Regions from separate parts of the Homo sapiens genome. Here region 1 is linked to region 2. Evidence: chromatin loops called from intact Hi-C (ENCODE). Cell type or tissue: HepG2. All regions are shown on one strand. Each heading gives the region's core, and the rest is flanking DNA. Links, peaks and the distances in the headings are about the cores only.

Region 1 (8,338 bases), core at 100-8,099, 320 kb after region 2:
AAGGTTTTTGTGAGATTCAAGTAAGATGAAGCACATCAAAATGCTTTGAAAGCTTTGAATGTTTTTCAGCTCAGTGCCAGCACTGGAGATTGCGGTAGTTATTATCATGACTATCCCCACCCCCTCTTAGGTCCCAAGACCTGAGTAAAAGGAAGAGTTGGGTGAATCTTCCACAGCCCCTAGGTCCTGTCTTCTCGGCCTTCGTCCCTTGGCAGCTTTTCAACCTCTCAGCAGGCCACAGGCGCACGTGGCTGGCAGCTCCCCGGCCTCCGGCTCTGACAGTCCGGGGGCAACCAGGCCTGCAGTTCTCGAGGAAACCCCCAGCCCCCCACGTCTCGTTCTGGACCAGGAACCCCCTCCCCAACAACCGCGCAGCAAGTGGCGACTCTGGGAGCTGAACTGGAGTGGAGCTCGAAGTGGCTGGGGCGGGCAAAGACTCCCGCTTCACTCTGGGACACAACTGGGACGGCGCTTCAACCTCTGCCTGCAGGCGTGCTTCTCGCGCGCACCAGCAAGCTCTCTATCCACCTCGCCTGGGCCTTTGCAGCGCCCTGCCGCCCAGGCTCCAGCGCCTCTACTACCCTAGCCCCTTCTCAACACGCGGCTCTGCCTTCTTCCCCAGTACCACTGCACTGCCGAAAATAAGCCCGGAGACTAACGCACCTTGTAGGGAAGAGAAGGACATCTGTATCTCCAAGCTTATCCAAGCAAAGGCCTCCAGAGTCCCTCCCATGGCCCGAAACACCTCCCTCTGACCGAAGAGCGTCCTTTCTTTCCGCCGCCTCCTGGACTCATCCTAAATAGGGCAGACCCGGGCTAAACCAGTGATTTTTTTTTCCATGAATACGAAGAACCCCGATTGCACTTTGCGAAGTCTGCGCGTATTCCTTTATCCCGCAACTAGCTTGCTCCCGGGTGGAGTGGGCACAGTGGGGAGCGGTCAGGGCAGGGCAGGGCCCAACGCTGGCCCCTCGCGGAGCTTTCCCTGGCGCGACCTCACACGGTCGCTGCCTCTATTCCGACCACGCTCTGCTTCGCTGGCTGCGGCTCCGCCAGGAATCCGAGGGGGCGCAGGCCCAGGCTCGGCCCTAGATGCGCGGAATCGCCATCAGCCTTTGCTTACACCAGCGTGGCCGCAGGGAAACTCCTTTCTCTCCCTCCAGTGTCACTTTGCGAGACAAGAACAGAGGGCTCATACAAAAGAAGGCTAATTTGGGGTCTGTAGCTTGGACCAGGTGGAACTGTGAGGAGGAACCACCTGTCTCACCGCCCCACCCCCCAACTGCTTTTTCTAACTCCCTTTGTGGTCCTCCACACCTGTTTAGGGCGCTGAGCCACTCTGTCTCCTGGTAGTGTTATTTTGCTCCAAGTTTTATCGCAATTTTTGATTCACTCGACAGTATTTATTCAGCTAGGGCTCTGTGCCAGGGACTACGCAAGGCCTGAAAATTCAAACTTAATCTAGATGCAGCTCCTACTCACACGGAACTTACACATTCACAATAAATCACCCAAATAATATGTAGTTACTTTCTGACAGATGTTACTCTAGGATCCAGTGAGATAGAGAGGGTTGTAATGGAGATTCGTGTGTGGGTTTTTGCACCATTTCTTGATCTCTCAGCATTCCAAGGTCGTGAGAGGAGTCCTTGAGTGGAAGTCCGTCCTAGGTTTGAACCCTGGCTTTGCCTTTTTCCAGCTGTGCAGTACCGCTCTTGTGGGCTCCCGCCACACCCTGGAGTCACTCCCATCACAGCCAGAGTAAACCAGTGTGTGTTTTCTGGCTTCCCTCCTTGAGGGTGAGCCCCTGTTTTATCTATCTTTGAACCCCCCAGTGCCTCGAGAAACGCTGAGGAAACACAGCCTCCGAGCACCTGTTTCCTGAGCTGTAAAAAATGGTCACAACCTGCCCTGTGTACTGGCTTGGTTTGTGCTAGGGATCCAAACAATTCAGGATGAGATCATGTGCCTGAGTTTGTAGATCACAAAAGTCGCTAATAGAAGGAGTTATTCCTTCTGATTCTGTATTTTGGATTTAGAGAAACTGTGACTCTAGGCCTCTGACCTTCAACAAGAAACACTTGGGCCCCTCAGTTGCTCCCGCAGTCTCCCACAGCTAGGCACAGGCTTCTAAGCCGGGCTGAGCTGGGCTCGCGAGTGCCATCGAGGCAACCAGGCGCAGGGAGCGGAAGGCAGGAGTGTAACTGGGCGCTGGGGGGCGCTGCTCCGCAACCCCAAGATCCGAGGAATGCCTCCGGGGGATGATTTCTCTGGAGGGGTCTCGCAGGGCCCCCTCTGCGCTGCTTTCTCAGGCACCAGAACCGAAATCCTCGGGAGGGACCGCGGGAGCCCGGGGCGTGCAGACAGGCGGCTTTCACAGACGCAGCGGGAGGAAGGATCCCTCTACTGCTCCCTTTCCCGATTTGACCGTCTAGGGCCTTTGAGAGGACTTTCCTTTTGGGAAAGCTTTTCTCAATTCGTGGCCTGTGGGCAGGCTGGGGGGTGGGGCGCCAAGTCATCCGAGCGCGGCTTCTGCTTCTCCCTTTCCCTCACAGGCATGCTCTACGGAGGGTATGGGAGGCGAGGGCGCGTCTATGAGGGCCAGAGTCCGCGAAGAGAGTCCGGCCCTTAGGCCTTTGGTGTTGAAGAATCTGCTCCTCTGTCGGGTCAAGCCCCACTAGAAGTTAACACCTGTGGTCTCCAAACTTGCCTATTTTCCTGTCACGCAGTTCAAGCCAAGATTCAACTCGTCTTGAATTTTTGTATTTAGAGCCCCTACCTTCTCCACCGACTCCAGGGGCGCCCTCTGGCGGGAAGGGGCCTGGGGTAGGAGGGAACCTGAGGGAGCGGGTTACAAAGCAGAGAACAGCGGGAGCTCAGCAGCTCCCTTTGAATTGCGAGGAAACCAAGACGGAGACGGGAGGTAGGAGCACGGGCCTGAAGCGGTCAGCCGACCCTGTGAGGCCCGCGCTGCCGTGCTACGCCGCGAATCCGCCAGACGCCCCCGTCGGAAGGGGCAGGGACACCCTCGGGGGCGCTCTAGGGTTCGTGCTGCGCTAAGGTAAGTTTCGCAGCTGCTCCTGATAATTAAAGGACAGATTCCCGAAGCATCCTTGTGGCGGCGCGGCTGTTTTCGCCCCAGGACCTGTGCAGCCTCATTCAGCTTTAGGTAGTCGAAACCTATAGCTCTTTCTGCCCTCTGTTCCCCAACAAATCTCAGTCCCAACAGTGGGAGCCCGTGGGCCTTGGGTGTTCGAGTTTCCCGCGGGCTTGCCAGCAGCGCTGGGGTTCCCTCCTCCGCTCCTTTCCTCCTCTCCAACCTCCCACCACAGCCCGTCTCCCCCACATCCCCAACACTTGTCCCAGGCAGTTTCCGGTGGCCGCAGTATCGACCCCAGGCCATTGGGGTGGGTGTGAGGGAAGGGTGGAGGGGGAATCTCCGAGGCCCAATGTTTTCTGGGACTTGAGGGAGGCTGAATTCTCCCTCGCTGCCTAGGACTTGGGGTCTGAAGGTTGCAGACCGAGGCGATCCGCAGCGCCCTCTTCCGGCGGCCGTCTGGAGAACTGCAGCTTTAGAGCGGTCTCGGGGAAGCTTTGCTACTAGTTTCCGGCTAGGGAAAACTGGTGGTGGTCGGAGACTGGTAGTACATCATCCACGCATTCGCTCATTCTAACTGTCCGCCCGACCATACGTCAGGCTGTCTATCGGTCCACCCAAAGCCAATATAAGTTATGATTGACTCTTTGAATCACCCAGTCTCCTTGCACCTGCTATTTGAAAGAGCCCAGGTGTAGATCAGGGCTTGGAAGCTGCTCTTGTACCTAAAACCCTCTTTTAATTATGCTTTGCTTCGGAATTTTGTTATGCGAATGTCCTGTCCAAGTCAGAGGGCATTTGGAGGCATATTTGGTGACCAATGGAGTAGCTTGCACTTTCTGCATGTCCTTTCTGGAGGAGGCAGTGGCCCTATTAGCTTGACAGCCTGACACAAGGGGGTTCTGCCTTGTGTTGCAGCAGTAGGAGCATAACCTTTAGAAAATATTGGAGTAGGAAAACTTCTGGGACTAGCTACACTCGATGGGTGCCTTCCAGCTCTCCAATCTACGGTACCAACTCACTCAGGCAGGCTTTCCCCCAAATTATTCCCCCTTCTTTGGACTCTGGTCAAAACCAGATCCTCTCCACCCTCCCAAACCCATCCCAGCCAATATGCCCATGTTACTCTGCTATTCTTTTTCACTTAGCCAGAAAAATCATTCTTTCCAGCCCCACAACTAAGTCATATCCTTCTCTTTAAAAATCCAATTGCCTCTTCTGACAACTAAATGCCTGACACATAGTGGGAGCTCAATATATGTGTGCAGAATAAATGGATGAATCTCTATTACACTTTTCTGTTACATTGATAAGCAATTTCTTAATTGAGTGATTTCCTAATTGCCATGTGTTTGTGTTCTTTTTAGGCAGACCGTAAGCTCCTTATTTTCTGTTTTTTGTTGTTTTGTTTTTTCCCCCCAAGACAGGGTCTCTCTCTGTTGCCCAGGCCAGAGTATAGCGGTGTAATCATAGCTCACTGCCACCTCAAACTCCTAGGCTCAAGCAATCCTCCCTGCTCGGTCTCCCAAAGTGCTGGAATTACGGGCATGAGCCATCGTGCCCGTCCAGCTCCTTGATTTTAACAGCCATCTCAAAAACACTTAGACATGTTCCTAGAAATGTGCCCAGTGCTCTGAGGCATTTGATAATGTTAATCACCCCTTTCTAAAATTCTCTCATTGGCTGCAGAGTCACCACTCTATCATGGTTCTCTTCCTCCATCTCTGGACATTTCTTCTCAGAGACTAGGGTTGAATTCCCATCCTGCACTGTATACCCATCCCCGTGGCTTCAGCTGCCACCTGTTGCTGATGGCTCCTAAATCCATACCTCTAGCCAACCTCTCTTCAGAGCTTCCAATCTATATTTTCAGTTGTTTACCTCCTTATGTGAATTTCTGCCAAACAACATATCCAAATCTGAACTTACACTGTCCCAATTTGCTTCTTGTCCTGTGTTCTTGATCTAGGTGAATGGCATGAACATCTCCCAATTCCTGCCACCCCACTCCTTCACCAAGCTCCTGTGCTAGTCAGTTCTGTCTGCCATAACAAAACACCACAGACCGGGTGGCTTACACAATGAAAATTGGTTTTCTTACAGTTCTGGAGGCTGCAACGTCCAATATCAAAGCCTAGCAGGATTTATTTGCTGGTGAGGGCACTCTTAACTGGCTTGCAGAGAGACGCCTTCTCCATATGTCTTTGCATAGCAAAGAGAGATCTTTTTCTATATAAGCCACAGTCCTAATAGATTAGAGCCCCACCCTTATGACTTCTTTTAACCTTAATAACCTTCTGCTAGGGTTTGCATGTGTGCCATCCAAAATTCCAGTGTTGCCAATGCGATAGTATTAAGAGGTGCAGCCTTTAAGATGTGATTAGGTCATGAGGGATCCTCCTTCCTTAATGAGATTAAGGATCTTATAAAAGAGGCTTCACGAAACATTTGGCTAGCTTGCAGTCTTGCTCTTCTCCCATGTGAGGACACAGTGTTCCTCCCTACAAGGCCCTTACCAGGTACCAGCGTCTTGACCTTGGACTTCCGAGCCTCCAGAACTGTGAGAAATAAATTTCTGTCGTTTTTAAACTACTCAGTTTCAGCTACTCTGTTATATCAGCACAAATGGACTAAGATACCTTCTAAAGATCCTATCTCCAGATAGAGTAACACTGGGGGAGGGGGGGTTAGGACTTCAACATCTGAATTTTAGGGGAACACAATTCAATGCCTGCTCAGAAGCCAAATACCTCGATATCAACCTTTTCCTCTCCCTCATCCAACTGGTCATAAAGTCATTTCCATTCCACATCTTAGATGTTTCCCAAATCCAGCCCCACTTCTTCCTCACCAGTTCTCTCCATTCACTGCCTCAACCGAGGCCATCCATCATCTAATACCTAATTGTCTAGTTCTTATTCCTACCCTAGGCTCTCCCAGTCTAGTCCACAATCCTGTCCACAGGACATAGTCCAACCTATCTCTCCAAACTAATTTCTTCCTGCCTCCCTGCCTACCCCCTCATAACCTACTTTTTAGCTACTCTAAACTTCTCACTTTTTTCATTTTGTACAACTTTATTAAAGTATAACTGAGAGAGAGAGTGAGAGGGAGTTGTTGTGTGTTTTTTTGTTTTGTTTTGTTTTGTTTTTTGAGATGCAGTCTTGCTTTGTCACCCAGACTGGAGTACAGTGACCAGATCATAAGTCCCTGCAGCCTTGAACTACTGGGCTCAAGAGATCCTCCTTCCCCAGCCTCCTGAATGGTGGGACTACAGGTGCACACAACCATGCACAGTCCAGTTTAAAATTTTTTTTTTTTGTAGAGACAGGGTCTCACTATGTTGTTCAGGCTGGTTTCAAACTTCTAGCCTCAAGCAATCCTCCCACCTCAGCCTCCTAAAGCACTGGGATTACACGTGTGAATTACTGTGCCCAGCTTGATTTTCTATATTGTTTTTCTGTTTTTCATTTCAATGATTTCTGGTCTCATTTCTGTTTCTTTTATTCTACTAACATTGTGTTTAATTTGCTCTTCTTTTTCTAGTTTCTTAACATATAAGCTGAGGTCATTGATTTGAGGCTACACTAGCTTCCTATGGCTGTTGTAACAAATTACCACAAACTCAGAGGCTTAAAGATCAGGAATGTATTCTCTCACAGTTATGGGAGCTAGAAGTCTGAAATCAAGGTGTCCGCAGATTGTACTCTCTCCAGAGGCTCTGGGGAGATTCTGTTCCTTGCTTCTTCCAGCTTCTGGAGGCTTTTGGCATTCATTGGCTTGTGACACATTTCTCCAATCTGTCTCCATTTCCACATGGCCTTCTTTGTATGTGTTTCTCTTTGTCTCTTATAAAGATGCTGTGATGACACTGAAGTTCCACTCAGATAATCCAGGGTGATCTCATCTCAAGATTCTCAATTATATCTGCAAAGACTCTTTTTCCAAATAAGGTAACATTCAAAGGTTCTAGTGATTAGGATGTGGACTTATCTTTCCAGAAGCCACAATTCAGTCCACACAGAGACCTTTCTTCTTTTCTAAACAGGCATTTACTACTCAGAATTTCCCTCTAAGCACTACTTTAGCTGCATCCCACACATTTTTATAGGTTATGTTTTCAGTTTCATTTTCAAGTCAGTGAAAACATGTTCAAATTCCCCTTTTGATGCCTTCTTTGACTCTTGAGTTATAGAGACTTATGTTCTTTAATTTCTAAATGGTGGTTTTCTAGAGATCTTGCTGCTATTGGTTGCTAATTTGATTCTGTTGTGATCAAGGTACTTGGTATGACAGGAATCCTTTCAAATTTATTGAGGCTTGTTTAATGGCCCAGAAAATGATCTGTCTTGGTGGATGTATATGCACATTTGAAAGGAATGCTTGCTCTGCTGTTGTTGAGTGGAGTGTGTATAAATGTCAATTCGGTCAACTTGTTCCATAGTGTTATTCAAGTCTTCCATGCCCTTCTTGTTATTCTGTCTACTTATTGAGAGAGACATGTTGAAATCTTCATCTATAATTGTGAGTTTCACTATTCTCCTTATAGTTCTATCAGCTTTTGCTTCATGTATTTTGAAGATCTGTTACTAGGTTCATAAACACTTAGGATTGTTATGTCCTCTTGAATTCAATATTTTATCATTATGAAATGATCTCTTTTTTATCTCTGCTAATATTCCATGTTCTGAAGTCTTTTTCTGATTATTTAGACCAGTTTCATTTAATATGGTTATTGATATGTTGAGTTTAAATATACTATCTTGCTGTTTGTGTTCTATTTGAGACTTCAACTATGTCTTCCTTTTCCTCTTTTTATGCCTTTTTTTGGGGTATTGAGTGTTTTCTACAATTTCATTATATCTCCTTTTTTGCATATTAGCAAAACATTTTCATGTGTTGTTTTAGTGGTTGCTTTGAGATTTAATTTAGCATCACAGTCTACTTTCAAATTATACTATACCACCTCATGTATAATAGAAGATCCTTACAACTGCACACTTTTATTATTTTCTCTTCTGGTTTTTGTGCTATTGTCTTATATTTTACTTCTAAATATATCCACAATAAATGTTTATTATTTTTGTCTTACACAGTCAGTAATCTTTTAAAGAGATGTAAATAGTAAAAAAAATTCTTTTATATTTCACACATAGTTACTATTTCTGGTGCTCTTCACTCCTTTGTGTAGGTTCATATTTCCATCTAGTATTATTTTCTTACAAAGAATTTCTTTTCAAC
Region 2 (8,338 bases), core at 67-8,066:
CAGAAGGAGAAATATTGTGTGCTTCAGTTTATATGAGGTATCTAAAATAGTCAAACTCATAGAAACAGAGCAGAATGGTGGTTGCCAGGGGGAGTGGGGAGAAGGAAATGGGAAATTGCTAATCAATGGGTATGAAGTTTCAGTAATGCAAGATAAGTTCTAGAGATCTGCTGTACAACATTGTGCCTATAGTGTTGCATTGCACACTTAAACATATGTTAAGAGGGTAAATCTCATGTTAAGTGTTTGTACGATGAAACTTCTTAAAAATTAAATTTTAAAAAGCAGCAAAATAAATGAACTGTATATAGATGAAAAATATTCTAGTTCTCAAACTCCTGGGTAAAATGTTAAAATGCTGTGTCCAGGGCCTTACCTCTTCAGATTCTGACTCAATCTGGGGTGGAGCCCTGGAGTCTGCATTTTAACAAATCCAAGCATCTGCTGCAGAAGCATGTTAAGAAGCACTGATGTGCGTGAAAGGGCCTTGTAAAAAATATGCAAAAGAAAAGTCTAAGTTGTTAGTAAACTTTGCATAGTGATAGCTGACATTTATTCATCAGCTTCTGTGCCTCAGACTCATGATCTAGGTCACCATATTACCCCGTTTTCCAGATGAGGAACTGAGACATAGAAAACAGTAAATGGCAGAGCCACGACTCAACACAAGGTGGTCTGATGCGCCATCCACTCTCTTGACCACAGATTATCTCTTCTACTACTAGTTGCCTTCAAAAAGCAGATACTTCAGAAGCTGTAGCTTGATGCTTCTGGGAATTCTACATAGCACTGCCACCTCTGTTCTTATTCACTTTTCAATATATTTATAGATGGAAAGATTTCAATGAATGAGAAACAAAGTTGGGATGTGAGAACCCTTAGGGGCACAGACATGCATGTCCACAACCATTGCAAGCTTCCTGGTTGTAGGATGAGCCCTGGGCAGGTGAAAATGTAGGTCTGACCCAGTCTAATACTTTTACATTCTTTGATTTATAAGTTGATTAAAGTTTTTGCCAATTCAGGAGGAAAAAATCACAAGAGTAGAATGTTATTCAAATTGTTTGGTATTAGGTGACTTGGTATGTTAGCGCTACTGAAGCAAATATATAGACAAGACTTTGGCTGATTGGCAGGATTTTGACTAGATTAATCAGACATTTGAGCATTATGAAAAACAATCATTTTTCTTTAACAATTATTGCCTTTTAAATGAATAAGCTAATATGAAAGTGACAAGTGAGACCTCACTAGGGGCTGAGATAGCTAACATAAATATGTAAGTTATGGCACAGACAGAAAGAATGACAAAAATTTACACATTTAAAAACATTTTATCAATTAAGAATTTCCTGTTTAATAAGTTTTATAAAACAGTAAAGTATGTGGATTAAAGAGACTCGCTTCTGTCTCCCTTACTTCTTGATGTATTTTTTTCCTCTTTCTTTCTCCCTCTCTCTTTTTTATCTCTGTAATTGCTGGCACTTTAATGTAGAAAATAGGCTCATTCGTCTTGTCTTCTAATGAGCTTTATACAGTATAAGAAAACGTAAAGTCTGGAAAGGGGTGTTAATGTTGGATCCTAAGAGCCCCAGCATTTGTACGTTTGACTCTATCATCTTTTATCATGTAACAAAAGACATAAGCCAACAAAGCGTGCTATCTATAGAAAATACTTGTAACTGTTTTGTTAACCCAAGAGTTGACCCCTTTACATGTAATTTCAGGCTCAGAATCAGATCAAAGGCCCCAGTTTGGGTTATGTGTGCACTGTGACCTCTTCCATGGTCTCTGAGTTCCCCGAAGGAGAGGTCTAGGTCTTTCTCATTGTCATCTCTTCATGCCCAGCAAGCTCGGCAGTGTTTGAGGATGAATTGCTTGTACTATGAGGAACTTGGGAGATTTGGGCAACATATTTGCTGGTGAACTGGCACTTCGGCACCTGTGTTGCTATCTTTTTACAGAGTCAGTGTGGTTTGCTGGAAAGGATAGTAGGTAGGAAGTCAGGAGCTAGTTCTTTCTTTGCCTATATGACCTTAAGAAGTCCTCTTAATCTCTTCAGGGTAAAGTGTCCTCATAAAGTGTAATACTTGGGCTAAATAGTATTCTTTAGTCTCTTCCAGCTTTAAAATTTATGTTTAAAATAGAAGAAAATGTGTCTGTGATTTTTTGTCTTTTCATTTTGAAATAATTTTGAACCTACAGAAAAGTTGAAAGAATTGTACAAAACTGCTCCTGTTTACCTTCACTCAAATTCATCAGTTGTTAAGATTTGCTCACATTCTCTCTCTCCACACTCACACACAAAATTTTTGTTTTGAAACATTTACGAGTTGTAGACGTTGTGCCCCTTTACTCCCAAGTACTTCAGAATGCATTTCCTAAGTACAATGATGTTTTCTTACATCACCATGATGTATTCATCAAATTCAGGAGAGTAAATACTGATTCAATACTATTATCTGATAGCCCATATTTAAATTGTGCCAGTTGTCCCAATATTTTCCATATCAATTTTTCCCCTGCTCCAAGACTCGTTCCAAGATTACACATTGCATTTAATAGTTGTCATGCCTGTTTAGTGTCCTTTGTCCTGCACAACTTTGAGATTTTTGAAAATTACAGGGCAATTTTTTTGTAGAAAGTCTATTAATTTGAGTTTGCCTGATGTTTCCTCATAAGATTCCAGTTATACCTTTTTATCAGGAATATGACACTAATTGAGATCACATTCTTCTCAGTGCATCACATCAAAAGGCACATAGGTCATGATGTTAAAAAAAGTTAATGTAAATTTTATGGGGGAAACATTTTCCATTCTCGCTGGATTTGAGCTCCGTCAACAAGACCATAAACAAATGGAAATTACCCAGGTATTGGAATTCTCTAGATTAAGTAAACTGACTGCCTGTATATTTTAGTTTCTATCTAAATAATTTTTATTTTGTGTTAGAAAGACTTTAAATAATAATTCCTGCACTCAACTCAAGAAACCTTAGTAAATTTGAAAAGTGTTTGAAAAGTATGATGAAGAGAATTCACATCCCATGTGATAACATGATGGATTTTTTTCTGTAAGAAAGAAATCCTAAAGGATCATCTTGTTAACATTATGCCAGGCAGGATTATGAAGGCTAAAGAGAAAAATGGGGTCAAATAATAGAACAATAACAAAAACACAGCTCTCCTGATCTTTACTTCAATACTTTTTTCACTACATTGTTGCTCCCATGAATCACTATCTGGAAGCAAATCTGGCTTTTTTAAAAAAAATAAAGAAGGCAGTTAGTCAATGACTATATGCCTTATGCCTAGTGTTCCATTATTGGAACGCTGAGCATGTGGGAGTTATTTATATCCTACTGCTCAAGGTCATCACCAAGGTCTGATTGGAAAAATTCAAAAAATTGCAACCTCAGGCATAAATTGCTTAACATGTTTCATAGCACCCTCAGAATAGCACCATGGACCAGTTGCAGTGATGATGTCCCAGTAAAAATAAAAATAACCACCTTGGATTCATTGGGCCACTTTGGGACACTGTAGTGTTACTGCAGAGCAGTAGATGGCACTGTTAATATACATTGATTTTAGTATAAAATCTGGAAAAGGGAAGTAGTATTCCAGAGATTTACTATGTGGTTGTTCCAACTAAAGTAGTGATACTTCACTTATTTGGTGAAATCCTATCAAGTCTGTAGTTGTTATGATACTTATTTTCAACTCCCCTAACCTAACTGTGGAGTTAGGTTATGATACTTATTTTCATCTCCCCTAACTGTGGAGGTTTTGCTTTTTGGCTTCTCCCCGCTCCTCACATACAAATAATGCAACTTACACATTTGGCTCCAAGAATTTAGTACTTCATTTGGTACTAGTAAGTCATTTATTATTTACCTTACAATTAATATTAGAGACCTGGGAGGATACAGGGTCTAATAATTTTATGTATTTCTTAGCTAAAGAAATATTCTTGGGAACATTTCATACTTTTGACCTGTTTGTATGTTTATATAGAAAGTTTTAATGCACCAAGTTTTTCTGATATTTGATTTAGTTGCTGAAAATAAGTCGATGGTTATTTTACTTTTCATTTAGATAAAAGTCATGAAGATCTGTTTCATATTTCATGACATCACTGTTTATTTGGAATGAGTGGGCAAGATATTTTATAACTCACGTATAAGAAACCTAAAAAGAAATCTGGAAATAACAACAACTCCATACTCCTTAATGAATTCAGGCCTTGATTATTTGCATTGAATGCAAACCTTTACTGGCTGATCACATCTTTTAAACACCTCACTTAAATTATGCAGATAAAAATTACATTCTGCCCCTTTATTTAAAAAAACCTTGAAGAAATGATTAAAACTATGTTTAACCAAATGCTTCAGATGAGAAAAATCATAAATAATGAAATGATATTTAAATTTGCTTTTTTAAAAAATAAAATCATTTAGTTTTCCATCTCAGGGTGAGAGAAGTTACACCTTCTAGAACCATGACATCATATGAAATGTTGACATCTATTATCAACCTAATTAACTATTTGCTGTTCAAATTGTGGTGAAAGTACATTGAGACTTCTTTTGTACTCTTATCGCTTGTTTAATACCAAATTGCCTGGCATCTGTGTATCAAGGCTTTGATCTAATACTCTATCAGTTGTTGGCTTAGGCACAAGAGACTGCAGAGTACACAAAGCTGTCACTGCAGACTCCAGGGAAAAAGAGGCTGTTGATATACAGTCCTGATTAGCCAAGTCAGTCAATATTTGCATGACGCAATGATAATGCCTTCTTTATGTTAGATTGTTATTTCACTGAAGCAAGTAGGAAACTTCCTTTTCAAGAGCTCAATATATTTTTCAGAAATTCTTTTTCCCTCTCAGGTACATATATGGCATTTTCTTTCATCTCTCTCCATTTCCTCTCCTGCCTTCAATGTTTGATCACACACAAATGCAACATAATGACACATTCTTGAGAAGTCTATAGTTTTTAGGATTTATATGTGAAGGAATTTTGTTAAAGTTATTATCTTACCTATAATATATCAAAATATCAGAATCAGAACTACCTCTTTCATTTTTGTGTACTTTAAATATAAAAGTTGGTTGTTTTATTCCTATTTTCTATTCTCTAACCTTCAGTTACTTGATTTGTAAACTCCACACACTGATGTCTTGATTCTACTTTCTAGCATAGACTTTAGGCTAGCACATCTTTTAATATTACTCAAATGTTAGGAGACATGAATCTTACAATATTCATATTTCAATGGAGGCAATAGAAAGCTACATTGAGCTCACATCAAAAGTTGAACATTTCTCCATTCACTTTATTTCATATTATTTTAGAAGTGTTGGCCTTTGCAATGGGGATTTGATATTTATAAGATTCTGTTTATACTTAGCAAAATTTCTAATCACATTCTATTATTTGAGATGCTCTTTCTCTCTCCAACCCTCTTTCCACTCTTATCTTTTAATATATGAAAGGAAATTGATGGTGATAAACAACCAGACTGGTATCTCCTTTAAAGTCATTCAGTCATCATTTATGAGCCAAGGATTGCGTTATTTGCTGGAGGTGACAAAAACAGCAAGACACTGTCTCTGCACTCTGAGAGAGAAAAAAACCATAAAAGTTGGCAGGAGCCAGATCACAGAGGGCCTTACAAAGAAGTTTGGGTCTTATCTTAAAATAGTATGGTGTTACAGCATTTTAAAATAAGAGGACTATGATTGGATTTATGATTTGGAAAGGCAAGGCTGCAGGATAAAGGACAGGGCAGAAGGGTGAGACTAGAAGTAGGAAGAATATAATTAGGAGACTGTATCAACAATTAGACAAAGCTAAATGTTCTTCACCTTTTGGGGCCTTAGATCCCTTTTTAGAATCACATATGTATATACACACACATAATTCACACATACTATCAGATGGTTCACAGATCTCTTAAAGTGTGTGAATTCCAGGTAAGAACTCTTTGAATAAATGATAAGGGCATTAATCAATGCACTAGCAGTGGAGATAGGGAATATCACAGATACGAGAGGTATAACAAAGAATCTATAGTATATATTGGCAGATTGAATATGAGAGGTGAGAGATGGCAGAGTCTCAGATGGCTTCCAAGATTCTAGTTATCTATGGTGACTGGGTAGATGGTAGTGCTTTCATCAAGGCAAAGAATAGAAAGAAACATGTTGACATTGTTGGAAAGCCTGTGGAATATTCTGGTGGAGGCATAGGTCTCTAGAGTTCAGTAGAGGTGTCTGGGCTGAAAGTATTGATTTAGAATCTTGAGCCTGTAAACAGCCATAGGTTGAGTTCACCTAATGAGATAATGTAGAGTAAGAAAGAGAAGGGCAGGCCATAATCCTTGGGGAACACCAGCTTCGAAGGCTCCGTCAAAGAAAGAGGAGTGAACGAAGTAGACAGAGTTATAAAGAAAAACAAGAGTGAAGAGCCTTAGACTCCAAAAGAAGAAATAATATCCAAGAAGGCATGGGCCACAACATCAAGTATTTCAAGGACAAATACCTCTAGTATTTCTTTGCATGTGACAATTAGGTAGTTATTGATGATTCCCACCAGAAGAGTTTCAATAGAATTGGGCTGAGATGAAGGTGATAAGCCACACTGCTGAAAGTTAAAGAGTGAGTGGGAGATGAGAAAGTGGCTATGGAATATTCAAGGACATTGTGATGGTAAGATGAGTGATTGAACTAAAATAGATATATACACATATATATCCGTATTATATGTATATATGTGTATGTGTGTATATATGTATATACTCTCTATCGATAGATATCTATCTAGATATCTATTGATAGATATCTATATAGATCTATCTAGATATCTATATATATATAGAGACAGAGTGTGTGAGTGTGTTGCTGGGTCAAAATACATGTACATTTTTAATGTGGATAGATATATATGATTGCCTCCCCCTAAAAGGTTACATTCATTCATTGCTATAATTCTTTACAGGAGTATCCTGTTTCCTACCCCATGGATAGATATACACTATTGCCTCCCCCTAAAAGATTATATCCATTCACTTCTATAATTCTGTATAGGAGTATCCGATTTTCTACCCCAACAGCTATATATTAACATGCCTTCCAGCTTTTTCTTGTCTGATGGCAAAAACTCTTTAATTTGCTTTCTGATTATTCACAAGGTTGCACATCTTCTTATATGTAATTTTTAGCTATTCATATTTCTTTATCTGTGTCTTACTTGTTTATAATCTTCATCCATTTTCCTATTGAGTTTGCTATTTCATTGATTTGGAAGAACTCTTTACAAATATTTTTCACCTGAAGATGTTAAAAGCATTTTCTTCCAGGCTGTGTTGTGTGTTTTAACTTTATTTATGGTGTCTTTATCACAACCATATATGTCAATCTTTACCTTTATAAAAATGTAAAATATTTTCATTTTATTCCAGTGTTTAATAGATTACATATGGCTTTGTTTCATCTGAAATTTGTGTGAGACATAATACAGAGCACAAACTTTATTCTTGTGAAATAGTTACTTGATTTTGCCAATACCATGCATTAAATATCCACTCTTCCTGGTGGTTTGAAATACCGCTTTTATTATATACCAAATTCTATATATACAGGGGTCTGTTTTCAGATTTTATGTTTGTTCCATTAGTATGTTTGCCTATTCCTGCACTATGTTTACACTGCTTTTAAAAATAGAGCTTCATATGATGTTTGATATCTGGTAGGATAAATACTCTTTTTCCTTCTCTCCTGCTCCTGGTCTGGGCTGTGTTTCCCTCTGGTTTTGTTCTTGTCAATACACTCCCCTTTGATTTTCTATCTTCTAGGATTCCTTAGAATCTCTTGTCTGCTGATGAAATTTTTATTTTCTAATATGCTCATTAAATTTATTATTTTAAAATATCTGTCTTTTCTTGGGTTGGAGCCAGGAGTAGATGCATGTGTTTTGTCTGCCATCTCGATACACTTCCTCAGAGGGATGCTTATAAAATAATCTACATGTGGCCAGTTGGTTGTCACCTTACAAAGCAAACAACATACAGCTGTGTAAGGATTGTTAAGTAACCATTCTGTATTCTGGAAATCTTTTAATGATCAACAACAGTTTGATGTATAATATATTTTATAGGCCTCATTGTAAAGAAATGAATGTTGATACCCTAAAGTGCTGATTCAATCTCTCTCAAAGTGTTTTCCCTTCAAATTAGTGTTTGTCTGCTTATATTCTGTGCTTGTCTTACCTTGGGGATGATTTCTTAAAACAAATTATGAGGCACATTCTGGCAATAAGAAATTTCCTAA

Evidence for each region. Peaks named below come from ENCODE experiments on the same cell type or tissue, not always from the same donor. Only the 100,000 strongest peaks of a DNase experiment are listed, where the experiment ranks them.
Region 1: a loop joins it to region 2, with 2.2 times the contacts of the local background. A loop is called at or near these places in 3 of 110 quality-filtered maps.

The regions. Positions count from the first base shown.
Region 1 is chr14:36,522,148-36,530,485 of GRCh38, forward strand. NKX2-1-AS1 (NKX2-1 antisense RNA 1) reads left to right here. Exons shown (of 2, transcript NR_103710.1): 2 at 1-869. LOC105370453 (a long non-coding RNA gene) reads left to right here and starts at 2,542. Exons shown (of 3, transcript XR_001750715.2): 1 at 2,542-3,061. RefSeq lists enhancers at 1-500, 2,719-3,657. In HepG2, for the core only: CTCF peaks have their summits at 2,214 (motif pointing right), 2,799 (motif pointing left), 3,095 and 3,534 (motif pointing left); a DNase peak (open chromatin) is centred at 3,584; H3K27me3 peaks cover 5,929 bases.
Region 2 is chr14:36,204,196-36,212,533 of GRCh38, forward strand. No RefSeq gene overlaps it. Among named protein-coding and RNA genes, the nearest start is that of PTCSC3, 32 kb to the left of the region's middle. In HepG2, for the core only: CTCF peaks have their summits at 679 and 3,556 (motif pointing right); DNase peaks (open chromatin) are centred at 3,536 and 4,696; H3K27me3 peaks cover 3,229 bases.